2 separate regions of the Homo sapiens genome follow, and region 2 is linked to region 1. Evidence: read pairs that join two places in POLR2A ChIA-PET (ENCODE). Cell type or tissue: B cell. All regions are shown on one strand. Links, peaks and the distances in the headings refer to the core of each region. The heading gives the core; the rest is flanking DNA.

Region 1 (5,370 bases), core at 187-5,186:
TTTTTTTTTGAGGCGGAGTCTCACTCTGTCGCCCAGGCTGGAGTACAAAGGTTCGACCTTGGCTCACAGCAAGCTCCGCCTCCCAGGTTCAAGTGATTGATTTTCCCACCTCAGCCTCCCCAGTAGCTGGGATTACAGGCCCCCATGACCATGCCCGGCTAATTTTTGCATTTTTAGTAGAGACAGAGTTTCACCATGTTGACCAGGTTGGTCCTGAACTTCTGACCTCAAGTGACCTGCCTGCCTTGGCCTCCCAAAGTGTTGGGATTACAGGCGTGAGCCACCGTGCCCGGCCATAGCACTAATCTCTGAAATTCCACTTATGTGCTTAGTTAGGTAGAATAACTGGATAGACAGGCTGCATAGTTACTTCAAAGGGTGGAGTCCAGAAATGCCTGGAGAAATTCCAGGGACAAACACACAGACTCCAAACAAAAACCAGCCCCCTACACAGTCTGTAATCTTTCCAAGGGCATATATATGGCAATGTGTGAGGGGAATGGTTTTTGCAGAAGTTCAGGATGGACGGCAGTTAGGAGCAGGGAGAGGCTGAGGGTGGAAAGGTGGAGGTGGTTTAGGGGAGGTGCATTTTGGAGGAATGGATGAATAGAGAGAGTAATGGGGACAGAGCTTCCCACCTGGACAAAAAAATAGGATGAGGAATAACAATGGATACCGAAAATTCAGGATCTAGTTGGAGATTTTCATGCCATTTCCAGGTTCAAGGGGTAGTCTGGAAGATGTGGCTTGAACATCTAAATGTCAATTATCTGTGATAATTTGAGGTGGTAGTGGTGGTAGGATGCAGGGGAGAACCAGATGCACTATTTGAAATTTTGGGACAAATTGGTATGTTTTTGATCATTAGAAAAGCATAGCTTGGGCCAGGTGCAGTGGCTCACACCTGTAATCCCAGCACTTTGGGAGGCCGAGGCGGGTGGATCACCTGAGGTCAGGGGTTCAAAACCAGCCTGGCCAACATGGTGAAACCCTGTCTCTACTAAAAATACAAAATTAGCCAGGCATGGTGGCGCATGCCTGTAGTCCCAGCTACTTGGGAGGCTGAGGCAGGAGAATTGCTTGAACCCGTGAGGCAGAGGTTGCAGTGAGCAGAGATGGCGCCACTGCACTCCAGCGTGGGCAACAAGAGCGAAACTCCGTCTCAAAAAGAAAGAAGAAAAAAAAAAGCAAAGCATAGCCTGGGCCGGGCAAAGTGGCTCACGCCTGTAATCCCAGCATTTTTGGAAGCTGAGGTGGGCGGATCAGTTGAGGCCAGGAGTTTCAGACCAGCCTAGCTAACATGGTGAAACCCCATCTCTACTGAAAGTACAAAAATTAGCTGAGTGTGGTGGTCCGCGACTGTAATCCCAGCTACTCGGGAGGCTGAGGCATGAGAATCACTTGAACCCAGGAGGCGGAGGTTGCAGTGAGCCAAGATGGCGCCACTGCACTCCAGCCCGGGCAACAGAGTGAGACCCTGTCTTGAAAAAAAAAAAAAAAAAAAAAAAAAAAAAAAAAAGAGTGACCTTGTTTTCTCCATATTCCTCATGTAGGAAAAAGCATGACCTTTTATTACCCACAGGTCAACCTTAAGAGCTATTCTAAACTAAAGCAAGGTTCCTGTTATAACTAACTGAAATATGAATGGAGATTGATGTTAGCAGTCTCAGGCAATTCTGGAATTCGGGAAAAGAATTCTAAATTCACGTCTTCTGACGTCACAGCACTTTCCCTGTTCATGGAGGCCCGTTCACTCCTTGTACAGTCAGTTTTCTAAGGGCAGGGCGTGGAGGTGAACTTCCTCCCAGGACTGGGAGCTGGATGAACAGTGAAGAGTAAAGCCACGGGAAGCCCCAGTCACCACACTCACAGTGTAACACAGAGAAAAGACACAAGAAAAGGAGGAAATGGAGATCAAAATGTCACTGCCGCTGTTTGAATCTGTAGCTCAAGCCCCATTCAAGGGGAGCCTCATTTTTGACACAGGCTTGCTGGTTTTTCCAAATCCCTGTTGACTCTTAAGCTGCCTAAGCGGTTTACAAGGATGAGCCTCCATTCACAACAATTTCTATTTAAGGAAAAACCATTGGGGATGGGCGCGGTGGCTCATGCCTGTAATTGCAGCACCCTGGGAGGGTGAGGTGGGCAGACTGCCTGAGCCCAGCAGTTCAAGACCAGCCTGGGCAACATAGTGAAACCCTCCCGCTTCTACAAAAAGTACAAAAATGGCCAGGCGTGATGGCTCAAGCCTGTAATCCCTGCACTTTGGGAGGCCAAGGCAGGCGGATCACAAGGTCAGGAGTTTGAGACCAGCCTGACCAACATGGTGAAACCCTGTCTCTACTAAAAATCCAAAAGAAAAATTAGCCAGGTGTGGTGGTGTATGCCTGTAATCTCAGCTACTTGGGAGGCTGAGGCAGGAGAATTGCTTGAACCCGGGAGGCGGAGGTTGCAGTGAGCCGAGATTGCACCACTGCACTCCAGCCTGGGCGACATAGTGAGACTCCGCCTCAAAAAAAAAAAAAAAAAGTACAAAAATTAGCCTTGTGTGGTGGTGCACACCTGTAGTTCCAGCTACTTGGGAGGTCGAGGTGGGAGGATAGCTTGAGCCTTGTAGGTGGAGGTTGCAGTGAACTATGATGGTGTCACTGCACTCCAGCCTGGGTGACAAAGCAAGACCCTGTCTCAAAACAAAAAAACAAAAAAAAATTATTGGCATGCAGATGCCGTTAGCTAACAGCGGTATCTGAGAGCACATGCCCAGTTTGCTTTTGTTTTCACGTCTTCAGAAAAGCATCCTGTAGGCATAATTTTCTTTTTGTAATAAGCTTTTCATTTGTGAGTGAGAGAGGCTAACCACCCACTTTGTGTTTCAGGCTATGGTTAAGGGCACACAGCTACAGCTCAAAGGCAGCAAGTGGAGAAAATGAGAATGAGGGGGCATGAAGAGGAGGACTGCCCGTCTTTATTTCGGTTGTAGAGTCACAGACACATCAGAAGAAGGCTCTGACGTTCAAACCAGAAGGCAGGCCACCGGAGCTCCTAGAAGCCCACAGGGGCGTAGGAGGCACCATGTGAGAAGGACAGAGGGCAGCGACCTGGCTGCCTCTCAGAGAGAGGTCATGTCGTTGAGAGCGTGGTCCAGTTCCTCGCTGATAGCTTTGTACTTGAGCTTCTGAGCGTATAACTCATCTAGAGGGCGGAGGTCCCCAGGGAGACAGTTCAGAAGTACAGGGGACAGAAGGCAAGGGTCGGAATGGAGTGCCACAGATGAACCACAAGAGGAAGAAAAAAACACGTGAGCAAACAAAGCACAGACTAGGAGAAAGCTGTGTTCCATGTGAAACAGATGAAGAAAACCAAAGATCTATGGAGTTGATCTCTAAGTGGTTTGAGGTTCTGCAGGGGGATTAGCCACAATGAAGCTTCAAAACAGTGGTAACCAGAAGTGACAGAGCTTCCCCCCACTGGTCCCCACCCCTCAGTTTATTTCGGATTTCCAATGACGTCACCCTGTCCAAAGGTCGTATTTTGGAATGGGGCATTTTCCCTTATATGGGAACCTCACTTCCCCAAAAAAACATTGGAAGATATGGTCTGAAGAATGTGTCCTTTCTGGGTGGGATGGGCAGTTTGGAAGATTCCATTTGAACCCCAAGATTCTGGAATTTCTGAGGCCGAATGTTAAACACTGGAACTCTTGAAAAAATTCTGGGAGAAGTGGGCCCCAGACTTGCAGACTAGTCTTTATTGCAGTCCCTACACTTTCTGTATTTCTGTTTTTTTTTTTAAATACTATGATAAGCTTTGAGCTCCCTGGGACAGAGCTTCTGCAAAAATGCAAGGCATGTAAAAAAAAAATGCAAGGCATCTATCAGAAATGAGCAAACAGAAGGAAATTGTGAAGTTTTTTTTTTTTTGAGACGGAGTCTGGCTCTGTCACCCAGGCTGGAGAGCTGTGGCGTGATCTTGGCTTACTGCAACCTCCGCCTCCCAGGTTCAAGGGATTCTCCCTGCCTCAGCCTCCCCAGTAGCTAGGATTACAGGCGTGCACCACCACGCCTGGCTAATTTTTTCTATTTTTGGTAGAGACGGGGTTTCACCATGTTGGCCAGGTTAGTCTCAAACTCCTGATTTCAAGTGATCCGCCCGCCTCGGCCTCCCAAAGTGCTAGGATTACAGGCTTGAGCCACTGCGCCTGGCCTGAGATTTTTAATTTATTATTAATATTTTTTTAATCAGAGAGAGCCATACTCTTTTCTCTATACTTGCTCATGGGACTAACTAAGCAGAGATATTTTACCTCCTGAAAGTGGCAATTCAATTAGCCAGGTGTGGCGGCACACGCCTGTAGTCCCAGCTACCTGGGAGGCTGAGGCAGGAGAATCACTTGAACCCGGGAGGCGCAGGTTGCAGTGAGCCGAGATGGCGCCACTGCACTCCATCCAGCCTGGGAGACAGAGCCAGACTCCGTCTCATAGAAAAAAAAAAAAAAAAAAAAAAGGGCCATTCAAGCCTGAATGCTTTGCATTATCCTATTCCAGTGTTCCAGGACATCCAGATATGACATCACTATGCGCTTTACTTTCCTAAGGCAAACAAAGCCCAACCCAGCCCCTCCACAAACATTCCCCAACTGTCCGTGGATGTGTCCCAGAGGGGAAGGCAGGGCAAGGCAAACATTTAGATGGTAACCTCATACCTTCCAGGTCATCAATTGTCTTTTCCAGTTTTGCAACCGTTCTCTCTGCAAATTCAGCACGGGTCTCAGCCTAGATAAGAAGAAAGGAGTTACTATCATGGCTTCAAGACCAGCCCCAGGAGAAACCAGAGCTCGCTGGGTGCCACCACACTCACCTCTTTCAGTTTGTCAGACAGAAGTTTAATTTCTTCTTCATATTTGTCCTCCTTTTCAGAATACTGTGGGAGAAACCAAAACACTGCTTTAAGAAAAGGAGGCCCAGCCAGGCATGGTGGCTCATGCCTGGAATCCTGGCACTTTGGGAGCCTGAGGCTGGTGGATCACAAGGTCAGGAGTTCGAGACCAGCCTGGCCAACATGGTGAAACCCCGTCTCTACTAAAAATACAAAAATTAGCCAGGCTTGGTGGCATGCAGCTGTAGTCCCAGCTACTGGGGAGGATGAGGCAGAAGACTCACTCGAACCTGGGAGGTGGAGGTTGCAGTGAGCCGAGATCACGCCACTGCACTCCAGCCTGGGTGACAGAGTAAGACTCCATCTCAAAAAAACAAACAACAACAACAACAAAAACAAAAAAAAAACAGAAAGAAAGAAAAGGAGGGCTGGGTGTGGTGGCTCTCACCTGTGATTCCAGTGTTTTGGGGGACCATGGTGGGAGAATTACTTGAG
Region 2 (5,370 bases), core at 229-5,228, 220 kb before region 1:
CAAGTTGAATACAAACTTGCTTTCTGCAGTTGCCACTGAAATGGCTGCGAGTCAGCCTCAGCCACTGAGCACGCGCTGTGTGACCTTGAACCAGTGGCTTTGGCTGTTTGGGCTTGCCTCCTCAATCTTCGAAATGCAGATAAGAATAGTACCTTACCCCAAATGGCTATTGTGAGTTCACACAGGCTCTTTTCTTTGTTGTGGAAGTAGGTGACATCTTGTGTGACACTGAATTCTCTACCAGCGCTTGGGAGATGGGCCTGCTTGTGTGCTTTGGGAATTGAATTGCCTTTCTCTGGGCCTCAGTTTCCCCGTATGATAATGATGGAAAGATTAAGGGAATCAGGAATTTCTCCTCAAGGATATGGGATGCCTGGGCAGCTGCCGGGAAGGGTTTTTGTTTGTTTGTTCCTTTGCTTTGGCCAAGACCGTCGGCTGGGCGCAGTGGCTCACACCTGTAATCCCAGCACTTTGGAAGGCTGAGGCGGGCAGATCACTTGCGGTTAGAAGTTGGAGACTAGCCTGGTCAACACGGTGAAACCCTGTCTCTACTAAAAATACAAAAATTAGCCGGGCGTGGTGGCGTGTGCCTATAATCCCAGCTACTGAAGAGGCTAGAATCGCTTGAACTTGGGAGGTGGAGGTTGCAGTGAGCCGAGACCGTGCCACTGCACTCCAGCCTGGGTGACAGGGTGACAGAGTAAGACTCTGTCTAATTAAAAGAAAAAAAAAAAAAAAAAGACCTCTGACCACAGCATCCCTCTAGTTTGTCAGAGAGCACCTTGGTCCCCTGGGCCTCTGAGCCTTGCTCACTGGCACCTGCAGCTTGTCTGAGGTACCTCTCTGCCTTCCTCCTCTCTCACTGTCTCTGTTTGGGTCCTGAAACACACCAAGCACATTCCCCTCTGCGCTCACTGCGCCCCCGACCAGCGTTCCTTTCTTTCCATTTCCAATTGTGAAGCTCCGTCGTCTCTGCCTGTCTCTCTCTCTCTCTTTTTTTTCAACCTCCCTTAACTAACGTACTTTATTTATTTGTTTATTTTTGAGACAGAGTCTTGCTCTGTTGCCCAGGCTGGAATGCAGTGGCTCAATCTTGGCTCACTGCAGCTTCCGCCTCCCGGGTTCCAGGGATTCTCCTGCCTCAGCCTCCTAGGTAGCTGGGATTACAGGCACCCGCCACCATGCCCAGCTAATTTTTGTTTGTTTGTTTGTTTTGTTTTAGTAGAGACAGAGTTTCACCATGTTGGCCAGGCTGGTCTCAAACTCCTGACCTCAAGTGATCCGCCCGCCTTGGCCTCCCAAAGTGCTGGGATTTGGGAGGCGTGACTCACAGCGCCTGGTCTGGACTTTTATTTTCTACAGCAGTTTTAGGTTTACAGAAAAATTGAGCACGAAGTACACGGCGTTCCCAGGTAGCACCCCTCGCACCACCCCAACCTTTCTCCTATTATCATCTTGCATTAGTGTGGTGCATTTGTGACAATTACTGAGCAGAGAGGAATATATTGTTATTAACTAATAATAATAATAATCCATAGTTTATTTATTTATTTATCTTGACACAGGGTCTTGCTCTGTCATCCAGGCTGGAGTGCAGTGACGCGGTCATGGCTCACTGTAGCCTCAAACTCCTAGGCTCAAGCCATCCTCCCAGCTCAGCCTCCCAAGCAGCTGGGACTACAGATGTGCACCATTATGCCTGGCTGATTTTTGTTTGTAGAGACAGGGTCTTGCCATGAGTAATTCAATCCATGAGTAATGGGTTAAATAGTGGCCCCACAAAGAAATGTCTGAGTCTCAATCCCTGGCACCTGTGACTATGACCTTATTTAGAAAGAGTTTCTTTGGCTGGGCACAGTGGCTCACGCCTGTAATCCAAGCACTTTGGGAGGCCGAGGCAGGTGGATCACCTGAGGTCAGGTGTTCAAGACCAGCCTGGCTAACATGGAAACCCCGTCTCTACTAAAAATATAAAATTAGCCAGGCACGGTGGCTTGCGCCTGTAGTCCCAGCTACTTGGGAGGCTGAGGCAGGAGAATCACTTGAATCCGAGAGGTGGAGGTTGCAGTGAGCCGAGATCGCACCCTTGCACTCCAGCCTGGGCGACAGAGTGAGACTGTCTCAAAAACAAAAAGAGTTTCTCTGCAGACATCATGAAGCGTCTTGAGGTGAGACCATCCTGGATTAAGGTGTGCCCTGATCCAGCGACAAGAGTCCTTAGGAGAGAAAGGACGCAGGAACACAAACACAGAGAAGAAGGGCATGTGAAGATGGCCAGAGATTGGAGTGAGGCAGCCACAGGCCCAGGGATATCTCCGGAGCCACCAGCAGCAAAACTGGGAAAAGATTCTTTTTGTTTCTTTTTTTTTTTTTTTAGATAGAGTCTCCCTCTGTAGCCCAGGCTGGAGTGCAGTGGCGTGATCTTGGCTCACTGCAGCCTCCACCCCTTGGGTTCAAACAATTCTTGTGCCTCAGCCTCCCAAGTAGCTGGGATTACAGGTGCATGCCACCATGCCCGGTTAATTTTTGTATTTTTAGTAGAGATGGGGCTTCATCCTGTTGGCCAGGCTGGTTTTGAGCTTCTGACCTCAAGTGATCTGCCTGCCTCAGCCTCCCAAAGTGCTGGGATTACAGGCTTGAGCCACTGCACCTAGCCAAGGGAACAGATTCTTTCTCAGATGGCTGGGTGTGGTGGCTCACGTCTGTAATTCCAACATTTTGGGAGGCCGAGGCAGGAGTATTACTGGAGCCCAGGAGTTTGAGACCAGCCTGGGTAACAAAGTGAGACCCCCTCGCTACAAAAAATACAAAAATTGGCTGGGCATGGTGGCGCATACCTGTGGTCCCAGTTACTCGGGAGGTTGAGGTGGGAGGATCGCTTGAGCCTGGAAGGCAGAGGCTGCAGTGAGCCGAGATTGCACTCACTGCACTCCAGCCTGGGCAACAGAGTGAGACTCCATCTAAAAAAAAAAAAAAAAAAGATTCTCCCTCGGAGCCTCCAGAGGGAACCAACCCTGCTGATGCCTTGATTTTGGGCTTTTGGCCTCCAAAACTGTGGGGAATACATTTCCATTGTTGGAAGCCACCCAGTCTATGTCTTTTGTTGCGGCCACCACAGGAAACTCATACATCGTGGTAACCAGCTGTTCTCCCGCCTGGCTTCCTCCCCAGACGGTGAACCCCTCAAGACAGGGGCCTCCCTTGACTCATCTCTGTGTCCCCCTGGGCCCAGCTGTGGACCCGATTTGTTGAAACAAAAGTGATGTAAAGACAGTGGCCACCCACTGAGGACCTCCCAGGGCAGCGTGAAACATTTCAGCAGAGTGCCTGGCCAGCAGAACCAATGCAGAGAGCTGCCAGTGCATGGAAAGAACACGAACTTTTCATTTTATTTTACAGAAATGAGGTCTCGTGGGCTGGTCTTGTGGGCCAGGTGTAGTGGCTCACACCTGTAATGTCAGCACTTTGGGAGGCTGAGGTGGGCAGATCACCTGAGGTCGGGAGTTCAAGACCAGCGTGAAAAGAGACCGTGGTGAAACCCCGTCTCTACAAAAACTACAAAAATCAGCTGGTCGTGGTGGCACGTGCCTGTAATCCCAGCTACTCGGGAGGCTGAGGCATGAGAATCGCTTGAACCCGGGAGGCAGAGGCTGCAGTGAGCTGAGTTCGTGCCACTGTTCTCCAGCCCAGGCGACAGAGTGAGAACCTGTCTCAAAAAAAAAAAAGAAAAGAAAAAAGCGGGAATGTTGGCTCACGCCTGTAATCCCAGCACTTTGGGAGGCTGAGGCGGGTGGATCTCGAGGTCAGGAGTTCAAGACCAGCCTGGCCAACATGGTGAAACCTTGTCTCTACTAAAAATACAAAAATTAGCCAGGCGTTGTGGTGAGCGCCTATAGTCCCAGCTACTCAGGAGGCTGAGGCAGAGAATTGCTTGAACCCGGGAGGTGGAGGTTGCAGTGAGCCGAGATCGCACCACTGTGCTCCAGCCTGGACGATAGAGCGAGACTCTGTCTCAAAAAAAAAAAAAAAAAAAAAAGAGAAATGAGGTTTCAGTGTGTTGCCCAGATTGGTCTTTAACTCCTGGCTGGCCTCAAGTGATCCTCCTGCCTTGGCTTCCCAAAGTGCTGGTATTACAGGCATGAGCCACCGTGCCCGACCTAGAAGAATTTTAATTGCCACATTAGCTGTGTGACCTTAGGCAAGCCACTTAACCTCTCGGAGCCTCAGTTTCCTTTTGAGAATATGAGATGGCATTTGTCAGTGTTCAACAGTACTTGCTGGCTGATTGTGAAGATGAGTGAATGAGCCTTTTAGGGGATCTCAGGCACTGTGGAATCTCTCTGTGCAGGAGAGGCTTGGCACTGGGAGGGGGCCTGGAGCACAGACCCGCTCCTGCTGTTGTCCTATGAACCTGCTATCTGGTTGGCATCTGCCTGCACAGGTATCTGTCCTCGTGAAGTCCCAGCCAATGATGATGTTGGAGAAAGAGCACCGGGCATGAAGTCACATTCTCAGCCCTGCCTGGAACTAGTTAGGTGACTTTACCCTCAGAGCTCTGCAAGCCTTGGCTGGGTGCGGTGGCTCACGCCTGTAATCCCAGCACTTTGGGAGGCCGAGGCGGGTGGATCATTTGAGGTCAGGAGTTTGAAACCAGCCTGGCCAACACGGTGAAACCTCGTCTCTACTAAAAATACAAAAATTAGCTGGGTGTGGTGGCTCATGCCTGTAATCCCAGCACTTTGGGAGGCTGAGGTGGGTGGATCACCTGAGGTTCAAGACCAGCCTGACCAACATAGTGAAACTCCATCTCTGCTAAAAATAGAAAAATTAGCCAGGGATGGTGGCAGGTGCCTGTAATCCCAACTACTTGGGAACTTGGGAGGCTGAGGCAGGAGAATCCCTTGAACCTGGAAGGTGGAGGTTGCAGTGAGCTGATTGTACTCCGTCCTGGGCAGCAGAGCGAGACTTCATCTCAAAAACAAAGCAAAATTAGCCAGGCATGGTGGCACACATCTGTAGTCCCAGCTACTTGGGAGGCTGAGGCAGGAGAATCACTTGAATCTGGGAGGCAGGGTTGCAGGGAGCCAAGATCATGCCACTGCACTCCAGCCTGGGTGACAGAGGGAGACTCGGTCTAAAACTCCTGACCTCAGGTGATCCACTCACCTAGGCCTCCCAAAGTGTTGGGATTACAGGCGTGAGCCACCACACCTGGCCACTGTTGGGAACTTTATGTTTCCTGATGATGATTTGTTTTTTGGAGACAGGGTCACCCAGGCTGGAATGCAGAGATGCGATCATAGTTCACTGCAGCCTTCAACTTCCAGGCTCAAGCAATACTCCCGCCTCAGCCTCCTGAGTAGCTGGGAT

Evidence for each region. Peaks named below come from ENCODE experiments on the same cell type or tissue, not always from the same donor. Only the 100,000 strongest peaks of a DNase experiment are listed, where the experiment ranks them.
Region 2: POLR2A ChIA-PET joins it to region 1 with 8 read pairs; 4 of 35 experiments call an interaction of 5 or more read pairs at or near these places.

What each region holds. Positions count from the first base shown.
Region 1 is chr19:16,093,086-16,098,455 of GRCh38, reverse strand. It overlaps TPM4 (tropomyosin 4), which reads right to left. Exons shown (of 8, transcript NM_003290.3): 6 at 4,858-4,920; 7 at 4,703-4,772. Among named protein-coding and RNA genes, the nearest start is that of RAB8A, 16 kb to the left of the region's middle. RefSeq lists a silencer at 1,072-1,269 and an enhancer at 3,604-4,477. In B cell, for the core only: no CTCF peak of the experiment used is centred there; a DNase peak (open chromatin) is centred at 3,200; H3K27ac peaks cover 840 bases.
Region 2 is chr19:16,317,510-16,322,879 of GRCh38, reverse strand. All of the region lies in intron 1 of KLF2-DT (KLF2 divergent transcript), which reads left to right. Among named protein-coding and RNA genes, the nearest start is that of KLF2-DT, 4.5 kb to the left of the region's middle. RefSeq lists an enhancer at 3,199-3,278. In B cell, for the core only: no CTCF peak of the experiment used is centred there; DNase peaks (open chromatin) are centred at 799 and 3,199; H3K27ac peaks cover 1,108 bases.